2 separate regions of the Homo sapiens genome follow, and region 1 is linked to region 2. Evidence: chromatin loops called from intact Hi-C (ENCODE). Cell type or tissue: PC-3. All regions are shown on one strand.

Region 1 (8,000 bases), 97 kb before region 2:
TCTTCAGTCAGTGCATTCCTGAGCATGCAAAGGAACTTCTCTAGACATTTCCCAAATCAGAAAGTGTGGAAAAGGTCCAACTGTGTGTACACCCCTCATGGACAGATGTGTGAGGTTATAAAGGGAATTGTAGAGTTTATCTGCCAAAGAGATGCAAAAGTTGATGACATTTTTTCTAAAGTGATTTTTTTCAACTGAGATAAGATCTATTTAATCTGTAGTGGGTTGGAAAAAAACTCATCTAAGTTTCTCTCTTTTAAAATACTTTTACATAAAAATTGAACAGTTGCTATTGTAATTACTCATCATTGTTATTACCATTATTATATTATAACCACTTATTAAAAATAACATTAGGAATTTCTCATGTAAGAACCCCTTGTAAGGAAGGTTCTGAAAAACTGAATTCTCATTCATTTCCTGATTTGCAAACATGCACAGCATTTTCTACTGTAAGAACAATCCCAGCACTAAATTCTTTTTCTTAAGAGAATTCCATTCCTTCTGCCCATTTCTCTCTGACTCAATAACTTAAATTGTATTGCATTTTGCCTGAAATTCCAGGATTAGTAGTTCAAAGTAAGTGTTTTCCACTTCTGTGACCTTCCTTGAAAATGAGAATTTCTCCTACTCGAGTTCAACCTGATATGTCTATAGATGAATTTCTTCATCAACATATATTCTTTGTTCCTCTTTTTAGGTATTAGAAATCTTTGCCTTGTAGTCTTTATTATTTTATTCTTAAGTCTTGTCTTTTTCCGATTACCTCATAAGCTAATTTATAGGTGGGAAAACACTGGAGTTTTTCTTCTTTAGCCACTGAGCTATAATCTTGAACTGAAAAAAAAAAGGTAGAAAAAAAATTTTATTTTCTTGTTCTGAGGACATTCATTTATCATATATTTACCAATCACTCCTCTGGGCTGGACATATATTGATGTACCTTCTCTCATGCAGTTTTTCTAACACAAATAAGTGAACAAATGATGAAATAAGAAAATTTCATATGCTGTAAAGAAAATTAAACAGGATAATAGAATGCTATAGAAGAGCCAACAATGTGAAGATTTGGGCCAGGACTACCCCGTGCTGGGGACAAGCAAGTACAAAGACATGAGATGATAACCAGGGTACAATATGTGTTCCCAACAGCAAGGGTGTGAAGTCTCATTGGTAGGAGATTTAAGGGTGGAAATTCTTCTTTATGGGGAATAATGTGAGAGAGAGGTTGGGTGGGGACAGAGTTAGAGGAATCAGATCTTAAATAAAATTGTGACAATTCTGATTTATTTTTTGTAAAATAATACAACAAATGGTTTGTATCCTTACCAATTTAAATAAATAAATGTTATTGGTATTTAAATAAATAAATGTCATTGCTATTCTCTCCAGGTCAGAAGAGAATACCAGTGACATTTATTTACTTAAATTAGTAATAATGCTTAATTCTCTATTAATTTCCAATAGCCTTTCAAAAACTTTCCTCAACTTGGAAGTAAATAACAAAACTGAATGAGAAAAAGACTAGAAAAAAAATTTCAAAATGTTTTTTGAGGAATAAAATTTACATATGATGTCTCAGAACCAAAGTATTAAACTCAACATAGCCTCCTTTGTCATGAAATGTAGTGAAGCCACCTGCCTCTGAACCCATGAGAGTAGGATGACTATTGAATTGCCTACATACCCACTATCTATGCCTTAGGCACAGATGAAAATCTGAGGTATAAATTGTTCTACCTAGAACCAGGGATTTGAAGGGGAAGGCCTACTGCACAACAGTATCCTCTTCTGCCCTCAAATAGTCTTATAAACCTTCTAAAAATGTCTCAGTCATTATAATTTGTAATTTAAGATCTTCTCTCATGTGCTTCCCATCTTTCTTTCCAGTTAATAATGTTCCTCTCCAACCCTGCCAAGTTTGGGGTATTTGAGGAATAGATACATGAATCAGACTAATGATGATAAAACATGAGCTTTATATTTGGTAGATAAAACATTAGCTTTAAATTTGCATCTATAACCACAATGAGATTTCCAAAAGCCTTGCTTTTGAGATAATCTACTTAAGAGTGAGTTTCAGTTTTCTGAGCAAAATGTTTTCCCAGAATTGATGCCTTATTTCCAATGTATCCCCATGTAGTACCAACCAATGTTAGAGATCTGAAGATATTGAGATTTGGTCCGCCAAATGCATCCATTGTTCAAGAAAATCTTGTCTTCCTTCACCTTTATGAGTAAGAAAATAATATAGGAAGATATGTTAGAAAAACAAACGTATGAGCCTTTAAAAAAAGAGTAAAAGTAGAGTTACAGATTCAGAAAACAGTATACACATATAGTTCACTGAATTTTTACAAATATATAACAACTGTGTTACCAGCATCTATAACAAAGTAGTAAGGAACTCTCACTCAGAAAAAATCTCCATTCAACTAGCCTCCAACATAGGACTGGGCCTGTTCGATCATTGTCCTGTCATTCGTTATTTTTAAGTAGTTCTTATCTTTCTTGTACTTTCTCTTTAGGTCTATTATTATTTCCCTGGTTTTCCCAGGACAGTCCTATTGTCATGGTGAAATTATTTGTAGTGGGTTGAATAGTGTCCCCCCCAAAAAGAGATATGCCCACTGAGAACTACATAATGTGACCTTATTTGAAATAAGGGTATTTGCAGATGTAATCAAGGTAAAGATCCCAAGATGAGACCAACCTGTATTAGGGTGGAGTAAACTGTAAATTCAATGATGAGTGTCCTTATAAGAGAGATAAAGGGAAGACACAGAGACATAGAAGTCCATGTGAATAGAAAGACAGAAATTGAAGTGATACAGCTATTAATACAAGCTAAAGAATATCCGAAGAATATCTAATAACACAAGCCAAAGAATATCTAGGATTGCTGGGAGTTACCAGAAAGTAGGAAAAGGAAAGAATGAATTCTTCTCCAGAGACTACAGAGCAGGAACAGACCTGCTGACATTTGTATTTCAGACTTGTAGCTTCCAGAACAATAAGAAAACAAATTTATGTAATTATAAGTCACCAAATTTGTGGTAATTATTTACTGCAGTCCTAGGAAATTAATACATTATTAATAATTCCCCTTTTCAGTCTCAAAAGTGTCCCAGTTTGGATAATAAATTATATGGTCACCCTTAGTCCCTAGGAGTTCTCATTCCATAAACTTCTCAGGAATTTCCTTCAGACATCAGTCAATACCTATAACCCACTTATAATAAAATAACTGTGGTGTATTAAAACTTGTCTATTTACACTTGACATAACTTTTGTTGATCTTTACAGATTAGTCTACATTTTCTGCAGCTCCTTGGTTCTTCTGGCCCCATTTTCATAGACACAGTTCTTTGTAAACTTGCATAGTAGATATTCTATCTGTAGCTTTTAAAAAGCACTTCCAAGCATAGACATGCATTGCTTAGGAATGAGGATATCTTCTGAGAAATATGCTGTTAAGTCATTCTGTCCTTGAGCAAAAACACTTAAGCTATATGATATGGCCTATTGTTCCTAGGCTACAAGCCTATACAGCATGTTACTGTACTGAATATTGTAGGCAATTGTAACACGATAGTAAAAAAAATGTGTATCTATATATATCTAATCATAGAAAAGGTAAAGCTATGGTATAAAATGGTAGACTTCTACAAGGCAGCTCCATTATAATCTTATGAGATTACTGTCGTATATGGAGTTCATAGTTGACTGAAATGTTGTTATGCAGTGTATGACTATGTTTTTTTTTTTAATTTTTTTTGAAATGGAGTTTCGCTCTTGTTGCCCAGGCTGGAGTGCAATGGTGTGATCTCGGCTTACTGCAACCTCCGCCTCCCGGGTTCAAGCGATTCTTTTGCCTCAGCCTCCTATGCATGACTATGTTTTCTTGGGTCTTGAATCCTTGTGGAGAAGTCATTTTATTTACTCTCTGAAATTTTACCTCTCTTTCTTTGAAGATATCCTTGCAGCTCAAGTCACTGTCTCTGATCAAATAAAAATATTTCTTTTGGTAGTTGGAGTGGCAGAACAAAATGGTAAAATAGAAAGCTCCTCCAATCATCTCTCCTGCAAGGACACTAAGTTAACAACTATCCATATGGAAAAAACACCTTCACGAGAACCAAAAATCAGGTGAGCACTCATAATACCTGGTTTTAACTTACTATCGCTAAAGGAGGCACTGAAGAGTTAGAAAAAACAACCTGAATTGCTGATGCTACACCTCCCCTATCAACACCCCCACACTCCCTAACCCCCCACCCCCGACGCCCCGCCTCAGCAGCATGGTGTAGGGAGCCTCTCTGGGCACTGGGGAAGGGAGAACCCAGCAATTGTGAGGCATTGAACTCAGCGCTGTTTCTGTTACAGCAGAAAGGAAAACCAGAGCAAATTCAGTTGACTCCCACCCACAGAGGGAGGATTTCAACCAGCCCTAGACAGAGGGGAATCGCAGATTCCAGAGGTCTAATCTTGAGTGCCCACAAACCTGACCATCAACAGCCAAAGTGCTCTCAGTCTCCAAGTAAACTTGAAAGGTAGTCTAGGTCGTAAGACCTGCAAATCTTAGGCAAGTTGTAGGGCTGAACTATGCCCAGAGAGAGTGGACTTTTGGGGGCACACAACATACTAAGACACCAGCTGGGGAAGCCCAAAGGAGTGCTGGCATCACCCCTTTCCTAATCCTAGGCTGCACAGCTGGTAGCTCCAAAAGAGACTCCTTCCTTCAGCTTGATGAGAGGAGAGGGAAGAATAGGGAGGACTTTGTCTTGCCTCCTGGAAACAGCTCAGCCACAGCAGGATAATGTACTGGTCGGAGTCATGAGGCCTCCATTCCAGGCCCTAGCTCCCAGATGGCATTTCTAGAAACACCCTAGTTCAGAAGGGAATCTGCTGCCTTGAACCCCCTGGGTTATGCTGCTAACTAAAGAGCGCTTGGGCCCTGAGTAACGAGCAGCAATACCCAGGTACTACACTGAGGGACTTGGTGAGCCTCTGAGACTTGCTGGCTTCAGGTGAGACTCAGCACATTACCAGCCATGGTGGCTATGGTGCAAAAGTCTTTATGCTTGAGAAAAGCAGAGAGAAAAGAAAAGGGGACTTTGTCTTGCACCTTAGGTACCAAGACTGCCACAGGTAGGTAGAGCACCAAGCGGGCTCTTGGGGTTCCTGATTCCAGGACTTGACCCTTGGATGGCATTTCTTGACCTGCCTTGGGTCAGAGGGGCACCCACTGCCCTAAAGTATAAGTCCCAGGCCAGACAGCATTTACCACAAACTGACTTAAGAGACCTTGGGCTTTAAGGGAACATCAGTGGCAGTCTGGCAGTACTCCTGGCCAGAGGCAGTGTTGGCTATGGGGTGAGTCTCCTTTGCCTTTGGAAAGGGGAGAGAAGAGTGGAAATGGCTACATCTCCTGGTTTGAGTGCCAGTTTAGCTGCAATACAATATAATACCAGGTATACTTCTAAAGTTTTTGACTTTTGTCCTTGACTCCCAGAGGGTACTTCTAGACCCACTCAGGGCCAGCAGGAGCTTGCCACCCTGAAGGGAAGAACACAGGCCTGGCTGGCCTTGCCACCTGCTGATCGTAGAGACCCAGGGCCTGTAGCAAACATTGGCAATAGCCAGGGAGTGGTTACAGCAGGCCTTGGGCAAGACCGAGCTCTGTGCTGGTTTCAGGTCAGTCAGTCATAGTGATGGTGGCCACTTGTGTCACTCCACCCCCAGATGTAGGTTTTCAAGAAAAGAGAGAGAGACTGTATGTTTGGGAGAAAGTAAGGGAAGAGAAGAGTCTCTGCCTGGTAATCCAAAGAATTCTGTCGGATCTTGTCCAAGACTATCAAGGTGATTCCTCTACAAGTCTACAAGAACTAGGACATTACTGAGCTTGGGGTGCCCCATAAAGTAGAAACATCTTAGATTACGATATCGAAGTCCTTTCAAATATCTGGAAAGCCTTCCCAAGAAGGATGGCTACAAATAAGCCCAGGCAGTGAAGACTACGATAAATGCCCTAACTCTTCAGTGCCCAGACACCAGAGAACATCTACTAGCATCAACACCATCCTGGAAAACATGACCTTACTAAGTGAAATAAATAATGCACCAGAAATCAACCCTGGAGGAACAGAAATATGTGACTTTTCAGTTAGAGAATTCAAAATAGCTGTGTTGAGGAAACTCAAAGAAATTCAAGATAACAATGAAAGAATTCAGAATTATATCAGATGAGTTTAACAAAGAGATTGAAACATTTAAAAAGAATCAATCAGAAATTCTGGAGGTGAAAAATGCAATTGGCATACTGAAAAATCCATCAGAGTCCTTTCACAGCAGAATATATCAAGCAGAAGAAAGAATAGGTGAGCTTGAAGACAGTCTATTTGAAAATATACAGAGGAGATGAAAGAAAACAATGAAGCATGTCTACAGAATCTAGAAAATAGGCTCTAAAGGTTAAATCCAAGAGTTGTTGGCCTTAAAGAGGAGGTAGAGAAACAGATAAGGGTAGAAAATTTATTAAAAGGGATAATGGCAGAGAACTTCCTAAGCCTAGAGGAAGATATCAATATCCAAGTAAAAGTAGGTTCTAGAACACTGAGGAGATTTAACACAAAGCAGACTACCTCAAGGCATTCAATAATAAAACTCCCAAAGATCAAGGATAAAGAAAGAATCCTAAAAGCAGTAATAGAAAGGAAACAAATAATAAATAATGGAGCTCCAGTATGTCTGGTAGCAGACTTTTCTCTGGAAATTTTACAGGCCAGGAGAGAGTGACAAGATATATTTAAAGTGCTGAAGGAAAAATAAATAACTTACCCTAGCATAGTGTATCTTGTGAAAATATTTTTTAATCATGAAGAAGTAATAAAGACATCCCCAGACAAACAAAAGCTGAGGAATTTCATCAATACTAGACCTGTCCTACAAGAAATGCTAAAGGGAATAGTTCAATCAGAAAGAAAAGGATATTAATGAGCAATAAATAATTACCTGAAGGTACAAAACTCACTCATAATAATAAGTATGCAGAAAAACACAGAATATTATAGTACTATAACTGTGGTGTATAAACTACTCTTATCCTAAATAGAAAGACGAAAGACGAACCAATCCAAAACAATAACTACAACAACTTTTCAAGACATAGTCAGTACAGTAATATATAAATAGAAAAAACAAAATGTTAAAAAGCAGGGTACAAAGGTAAGGTGAGTTTTAATAGTTTTCTTTTTGCTTCTTTATGCAAATAGTGTTAAGTTGTTATCGGTTAAAATAACGGGTTATAAGATAGTTATTTGCAAGCCTCATGGTAACCTCAAACCAAAAAAAAAAAAATACAATGGATACACAAAAAATATAAAGCAAGAAACTAAATAATATCACCAGAGAAAATTATCTTCACTAGAGGAAGACAAGAATGAAGGAATAAGTCCTTACTTATGATTAATAACATTGAATGTAAATGGACTAAACACTCCAATCAAAAGACATAGTTCGATGTTTCTTTGCTGATTTTCTGTCTGAGGGACCTCTCCAATGCTGAAAGTGGGGTGTTGTTCCCAGCTATTGTTGTTTTGAGGCCTATATCTCTCTTTAGCCCTAACAATGTTTCCTGTATGTATCTGGGTACTCCATTGTTGGGTGCATATATATGTAAAATTGTTATATTCTCTTGAAGAATTGATCTCTTTATCATTATACAGTGATCTTCTCTGTCATGTCTTACAGTTTTTATATTGGAAACCCTCCTCTAACCTGTGAAATTCCTGTTCCTCTTTACCTTTACCTACTCTTTGCTCCCTGATGTGTTCTGGGAACTCAGAGCAGTGCCTGGCACTTAGTGAGTCCTCATCAAATATTTGTGCATTTGAATGAATGAATGTCGATATAGTCCCTGCTAAAGCCAATTTGTGCCCATAAAAACAGTCAAAGGAACTTGCAGAGGTCCCACAGCTCATACTTATTAAAAAACAGCT
Region 2 (8,000 bases):
CAGAATCCCTGCCACTCCTGTGTTCCCTCCAGACACTACCCATTTGCCCTGTACAAGGGAAACAGCTGTCAGAACTTCTAATACCCTAAATTACTTTTGCTTGTTCTTAAACTTCATAAAAATGAGACCAAAAGGCACAATTCATAAAAATATGTGCCTTTTATGTGTGGTTCCCTCCCCATATCATTATATTTGTAAGATTCAGTGTCATTTTCAAATGTAGTTGTGTTGTAAGTCTATTCACATTGCAGAATTGTATTTCACTGTGTAAAAAACCCACAATTTACCCATTCTACTGTTTCCCATATGGGGATTTTATAGTGTTCCTGTAAATATTCTTGTGCTTTTTGGGGGGTGCACACATGAGTGAATATATGTTGGGGTTCCTGTATTCCCAAGGTTCACTCTATGAGGTTTCTCGTAAACTTAGAGTTGTGTAGACCCCTGAATCCAATTACAGGGGCTGTCCTCAAATCCTGTTTAAGGCAGAGGTCACCTTGGGTTTCAATTATGCTCTAATTATGCTCCTGCTCTCTGACTCCTCCACCTCTCCTGAACTTGACCTGTCACTGTCTTGATCTTGGATTTCTAAACCTGATTTTCTATCTGCTTCCTGGCTTTGATGCACTGATGACACTTCTTGGATCTAGAAGTGATAGATAACAAAGACGGTTTACTGCGTGAGTTTTGCTTCAGGAGGCTTTTGTTAAAGGCACATATTAGAGCATCAGTGAGTATCAAGTTGATCTTAAATAAACATTGTTGGCCAAAATGATTTTTTTCTGTGTGTAAATAGTGCAAAAAAATGAGAAAAGAACATAACATTGAAGTAGCATGTGGCCACATGCAGAAGGAAAAATAGAGATTTACACAGCTAATACCCAACGGCTCATTCCAACTTCCTTGCCCCTTTTGTACAAAGATTTAAGAATTTGTATCTACCATCTTAAAGCCATACACAAGCAGGTAGACAATAATAAACAAAAAAGCCAACATGGTTGAACCTGACTTCATTCACTCTGCTTTCTTGGCTTGGAAAACCCTTCCCTTGTTTGCTTCACGCCATTTTCATCTGTCACTCTCCACTTCGATGTCACCAACTCCAGGAAGGCTTCTGGACTCTCCAAGCATGGATAGGTTGTTTGCTCATTTGTAAGTCATATAGTTGTGTATTTTTGTCAGTTCAGTGGAGCATATCTTCCACCAGACCCTGTGGGGCAGGCTAGTCCATGGGTTCTGCCATCAAGTTTGGGTCTGTTTTGTTCACTGTCCCACCTTTCAACACTCAATTTAGAGTTTGGAATGTAGGAGCTGCTCCAGAAATGCTTGATAAATATGAGCATGAAGCCAGGGTATTACCCTCTTTCATCAACTAAAGACATGCGATAAGGAGAAAATAGACGTTGTATTTGAGAACAGTAGGAGACTGTTAGAAAAAATAAAGGAATGGAAATACAGATTTTTAGAAAAGAATAAATGAGAACAACTAAAAAGAAAGCAGTTAGTGTTATTAGCTACTTTAACATTCAGTTTTCCATTAAGTAAAACCAGTCACCTTGCTCGGGGACATTCTGCTTCCTCCAGTTGCTGCCACTCCACACAGTTCTTCTGGTTCTGAGGAACAATCCAGAGAGAGGCTCTAATCTTGCTGAGCCAGCCACTCCTTTCTCTCTCATGACAGAGATAACACACTTCCCACAGCTCCACGGTGTGCTGAATCCTGGAGAGAGACCTCCTCCAGGCACAGGGCATCCTTCCTGTCATCCCAGGGATGCTATTTTCTGTTCCTAGAGCTCTGACGCTTAAAAATGTGCTTTGGATCTCAAGCAAGTCAGTTTGAAAATTAGGTTTAAATGTAACCACACTAACTTCTAAAAATAGAATTCATCTACAGCTGGACAATATTGAAATGAGTAAAAAGAGTAAGAAACTTGAGGATCAAGAGAAAATAATGGTGGGGGCACCTCAAATTATAGAACTGATATCTGGGCTTAGCCTTTGTTATTTAGTTGGTAACTTGACCTAAGCATTTACATTCTCAGAGTCCCATTTGCAGGTTAGGGTAAGGGTATGTTTCCCGGTGCCTCAAAGCCCCATTTAGAGATCCCTGATCTCAATTGTTTTGAAACCATTACAACTTCCTTTTGAACCTCAATTTTAAAAGGTACACAAAATAGTTAGAAAGAATGAATAGACCTAATCTTTGATAGCACAATAGTCAATAACTTTTTTAAATAACTTAAAGAGTGTAATTGGATTGTTTGTAACTCAAAGGATAAATGCTTGAGGGGGTGGATACCCCATTGTCCATGATGTGCTTATTTCACATTCCATGCCTGTATCAAAACATCTCAGATACCTCATAAATATATACACCTACCCACAAAAATCAAAAATTAAACAAAAATAATTGTATCCCCTAGGAATTGAATTAATAGAAGACTTGGTGTTTGAATTTGATAAAAGTTAAATTCAGGACTTCGTGGCAGTTTTTAAGTGTTCATCAATTTTTTCTGACTCTTTTCCCTTCAGAATTAGAATCCATGTTTCCTCCCCTTAAATCTGGCAGGCAATGACTACCTCAACCAATGGAGCAGGGTTTTTCAACCTCAGCACTATTGACATACTGGGCTACAAAATTCTTATTGTGCATTATAGAATACTTAACAGCATCATTGAGCTCGACTTACTAAATGCCAGTAGCTCCCACCACCTTCAGTTGTACAAACTAAAAATGTATTCAGATACTGCCAAACATTCTTGAGGGTGGTTCCATGCATCCCAAAGGGGGAAGATGGGAAAATAAAATTGCCCCTCGTTGAGAACCACTGCAACCGAGAATGGCGGAAATGAGGTTACATGACTTCTGAAGCTAGCTATAAAAGTCACACAACATTCTCTTGATTTTCTTTGGATACTCACTCTGAGAGACACCACCACTCTGAAAATCTAACGACTCTGAAACTGCCCTGCTAGGGAGGCCATATATACACATTCTGAGTAACAACTGCTGAACCTGGGTGCCAGCCCCAGCTGAGTCTTTTCCAGATTCTTGATCCATAAAATCTGTGAGATAATAAAAATTGTTTTACCCTGCTAAATTCAGGATGATGTTACAGTGGTAATGCTTTCCTTGGTAATGTTTTATTGTTTTCAATGGTAATTGAAACATAATCATTGGGAAATTGGAAGAATATAGTTTACTTACGAAACAGGTTTTACTTGATTATACGTGTAGCTTATCAAATGATTAGCAGATACACAGGCGCCCACAGAATAAATTCTTTACACTCAGTTATATGTGCTTGTGGTATGCTGAGAAAATAAGAGCTGGTGTCTTAAACTCGTTCTAGTCCTTGTTGTTTTTTTTTTCTCAAGAGAAAATATTTTGAAGATGTAAGAGTTAAAGAAAACATCTGGTTTATGGGAAAATTATAAGAACACGCTTTCCCCTACGACCTTCCCACCACTCCCACAGTGGCACATTAGCAGATTCTCAGACCTTAGCAACAAAATCAATAACAACAGGCTAACATAATTACTCTGTAGAGAGGGCAGATTGTGTCGGTTATTACTTTATTAAGCAAAAACAACATGTGTGAAAGAACAGCATCCTGCAAAGACGGAAGAATTGGGAGAATGCAGGAAAGAGGGCAAGGCAGCTCATAAATATGCTGAACTGAAGAAATCAGGATCACACCCCAGAATGGCAGGAAAATGAATGTTTACTTTTTCTGGCTGATTATTTGCTTAGGGATACCTCAGCATTTCTAAAAGATAAATGCCTTGGCTGTGGTTCTATCAGTCTGCTTTATTTAATTTCACAAAAGCGAATGCTCAAATGTTAAAATATTTGTTCTCTTCTCACTTGTGGTTTACTTCATTTTCTACTCAAAGTGGAATGACCCTTCAAGGTAATGTTTGAAGCATATGAATTACTTGGTGTTCATCTGGCACTGGTTCTGTGATAAGTTCTTGGCATATTTTCATTGTTTTACAAAACACCTCTGGGAGGTGTTTGAAGTAAAGTGATTTGTTCCCATTCATCTTGCTCAAGGAGGTCAAGATAAAACAAAGATTTAGAACCTCAAATCTTCCACACAGCCCATGTTTTTCCTCTGGCTCTTCACCACTTGGGGTAAAAAGAAGCATCTCATGTTGGAAGTAGGCTGCTTGTTTTCCTGTTTACCCTCAGATCGATTTCCTGGTCATTCCCTTCTTTACCCAGTACCACAGAGGGCAGATCCACCACCTGGATTTCCCAGGTTCCCCTGCCATCTGCTTCTGACTCTGCTCAACCAACAGGAGACACTGGAACGAGGTTGAGGGGTGGAAGATGGAAGAAGCAGCCAGAGAATTTCTTCCCCTCTCTATTCTTCCTCAGGGTAGCATTTCCTCCATGGTCCCAACTGTTGCCAGGTAACTCCAGCCATGGATCAAGTTCCAGTCTAGCTCTGCAACCACTGTCTCTTCTTTTTGTCCTTTCTTAGGGTTAGTAACAGCTAATATTCCAAATTTTGAATTTCGTCTAATGAACAATATTACATAAACTCTTGTTTTCCTAACTGGACTGTAACACAGGGAAATCTAGCTCCAACTGAAGCCCAACTTGAGATCTAGATATTGTATGTTACATTTTAATGAAATATAAAAAGCATCGAAATCTTTATATTATTTCATAGTATATTGATTGACTTTACAGTTTAGGTCAGAAAGTTTTAGAGTAACATAATCCTCTGATATGTTTCCTATGTATCTTAAATAAACTTTATTGGGGTATAATTTACATATACTAAAATGCATTAAAGACATCATCCTTCACATTTCTTTTTTTGAAAAGTCTTTCAAATGTTTTGCCCAGTTTTCATTGGATTGTTTATCGAAAAATCACTCCTGTACAGTTATGGTTTCTGGTTCTGCATGTAAGGAGCTTGAAAATTGCTACTCCCTCCTTACAACAAGTAAAAAGATGAACAGACTGAAAAATCAGCAACTCTTCTTAGATCCATAAGAAAAATGAAAACAGAGGGTAAGCCATTGCCCCCCAGATTACAGAGGCAGACAAGTGAATAGAGGAGCCTCAACTTCCTGGAGCAGAGACTCATAAGTGGAACTACAATGGGAGCTGGTGCCAGGGTAGGGAGACCTGAACTGTAATTGATGAATTTCTGGAGGCTCATTGTAGACCAATCTGAGAGTTAATAACTTCAGAGCACCCAGTCATTGCTAGCCCCCCTCACTTTTGTGAGTTTTACCATGTTTTTACAGTAAATATCAGAGAAAAAGTCACTTATGCTTCTGGCATGGAGAGGGAAAAAGGAACCATTTCAGGGTATGCCACAGCACTCTGTTTTTAACAATGCTTGCCCTCAGGAGAAGCTAATTAACCAGAGTGTAACCTGTTGGAGTTTTATCAAGCCTAACTGAGTTGGGGGAATGGAGGTAGCCAACTCCATCTGGCTTTGGTGAATTCTACCAAACACTTAAGGAAGAAATTATAGCAATTATGCAATATCTTTCAGAGGATAGAACTAGATGGAGTACTTCAATGAGATGACTCATTCAATGAGGCCAGCATTCCCCTAAATTCAAAACCAGGCAAAGACATTACAGGAAGCTGGACCAATATCTCCCATAAACATAGATGCAAAAATCCTCAACAAAGTACTAGCAAGTTCAATCCAACAATGGACAAAAATAATTATACACCATGTAAAAGTGGGATTTACCCCAGGCTTGTAAGGCAGGTTCAATATTTAAACATCAAGTAATGTAATCCATTACATCAAGAGGCTAAAAAAGAAAGGTCACATAATCTTGTCAACAGATGCAGAAAAAGACATTTGATGGAATTCGACAGTCGTTCATGAGAAAAACTCAATAAACTAGGAAGTAATGGGAACTTCCTTGGCCTGATAAAGAATATCTACAAAAAAAGTACCACTAATGTTATACTTAATGGTGAGAAGCTAGAAGCTTTCACACTAAGATTAAAAACAAGCCAAGAATGTCCTTTTCTGCCACTCCTTTTTCAACATTGCATTGGAAGTCCTAGCTAATAAAATAAAACAAGAAACAGAAATAAAAAGGGTATTGATTGGGAAGAAAGAAATAAAACTTTGCTTTTAGATAACATGATTGTCTAGGTAGAAAATATAAAGGAATCACCAAAATCTCCTTGAATTAATACTCAATCATAGAAAACTTGCAAGACACAAAGTTAATATACAAAAATTAAACAGTTTTCTATATTCTAGTAATGAACAAGTGGAACTTGCAATTAAAAGCATAGTACCCTTTACATTAACACCCCCCAAAAAGATAAATTCTTATGTATAAATCTGACAATATATGTACAAAATCTATACTAGAAAAAATTTAGAAACTCTGATGAAATAAATCAAAGAACAAAATAAGTGAAGAGTCATTTTATGTCCATCTTTGGGAAGAGTCAATATTTTCAAGATATCTGTTCTTCCCAACCTGATCTGTAGACTAAATATCATCCCAATAAAAAATCCAGCAAGTTATTTTGTGATAGAGACAAACTGATTCTAAAGTTTATACAAAGAGGAAAAAGATATAGAATAGTCAATGAAATATTGAAGGAGAAGAACAAAGTTGAAGAACTGATACTACTCAACTTCAAGACATACTGTAAACCCACAGTAATAAGGACAGAATGGTACTGGAAAAAAAATTAATAATAATAACAAAAACAAAAACAGAAAAAAACAACCTGACAAATGGATCGTGGATTAGTGGCAGCAGAAAATAAAGCCCAGAAATAGACCTACATAAACAATCAACTGATCTATTAACAAAAGAGCAAAGGCAATAAATATAGCAAAGAAAGCAGTCTTTTCAACAAATGGTGCTGGAACAACTGAGCACGTATATGAAAAAAAAATCTAGATGTAGATCTTACACATTTCACAAAAATAACTCAAATGGATCATAGACTTAAATTAAAAATACAAAACTATAAAACTACTGGAAGATAACATGGGAGAAAAATCTACATTACCTTAGGTATGGTGATGCCCTTTTAGATACAAAGAGATGACCCATGAAAGAAACAATCGATAAGCTGGAATTCATTACAATTAAAAACTTCTGTGAAAGACAATGTCAAAAGAATGAGAATGCAAGCCAGAAACTCAGAGAAAATAATTGCAAAGCACATATCTGATAAAGAACTGTCATTTCAAATATACAAAGAACTCTTAAATCTCAGCAGAAAACAACCCAATTTTAAAATGGGCCAAAGGCCTTAATAGATACCTCAACAAAGAATATATCCAATGGCAAAGAAGCATGTACAAAGAGACTGCACATCATATGTTAGCAGGAAAATATGAATGAAAACAAGGTATCACTACATACCTATTAGAATGGCCAAAATCTGGAACATAGACTATACCAAATATGAGTGAGAATATGGAGCAACAGGAATTCTCATCTGTTGCTGATGGGATTGCAAAATCATATAGCCACTTTGGAAGACAGTTTGGTGGTTCCTTATAAAACTAAGCATATTTATACATATCATACAATCCAACAATCATGCTCCTTGATATTTATTCAAAGGAGTTAAAAACTTATGGCCACCCAAAAACCTGCATATGAATATTTGTAGCAGCTTCTCCCAGCTCCCACCATAATTGCTCAAACTTAAAGCAGCCAAGATGTCCTTCAGTAGGTGAATGGATAAATAAAAACTGTGGTACATTCAGACAATAAAATATTATTCAGTACTTAAAGAAAATGAGCTATCAAGTCATGAAAAGACATGGAAGAAAATTAAATGCTTATTACTAGGTGAAAGAAACCAATCTGAAAAGGCTACATATTGTATGATTACAACCATATGACATTCTGGAAAAGGCAAAACTATGGAGACAGTAAAAGTTCAGTGGTTGCCAGGGGTTTAGGGTAGAGGGGATAAATAAGCAGAGCACAGAGGATTTTTAGGGCCATGAGAATACTCTATATGTGTA

Evidence for each region. Peaks named below come from ENCODE experiments on the same cell type or tissue, not always from the same donor. Only the 100,000 strongest peaks of a DNase experiment are listed, where the experiment ranks them.
Region 1: a loop joins it to region 2, with 5 times the contacts of the local background. A loop is called at or near these places in 1 of 110 quality-filtered maps.

What each region holds. Positions count from the first base shown.
Region 1 is chr3:30,463,262-30,471,261 of GRCh38, reverse strand. It overlaps LOC101927995 (a long non-coding RNA gene), which reads right to left. Exons shown (of 5, transcript XR_007095856.1): 5 at 1,882-2,229. LOC105377013 (a long non-coding RNA gene) reads left to right here and starts at 4,090. Exons shown (of 4, transcript XR_940683.2): 1 at 4,090-4,149. In PC-3, no CTCF peak of the experiment used is centred here; no DNase peak of the experiment used is centred here; H3K27ac peaks cover 508 bases.
Region 2 is chr3:30,366,713-30,374,712 of GRCh38, reverse strand. It overlaps LOC101927995 (a long non-coding RNA gene), which reads right to left and starts at 1,616. Exons shown (of 5, transcript XR_007095856.1): 1 at 1,556-1,616. In PC-3, no CTCF peak of the experiment used is centred here; a DNase peak (open chromatin) is centred at 3,702; H3K27ac peaks cover 1,437 bases.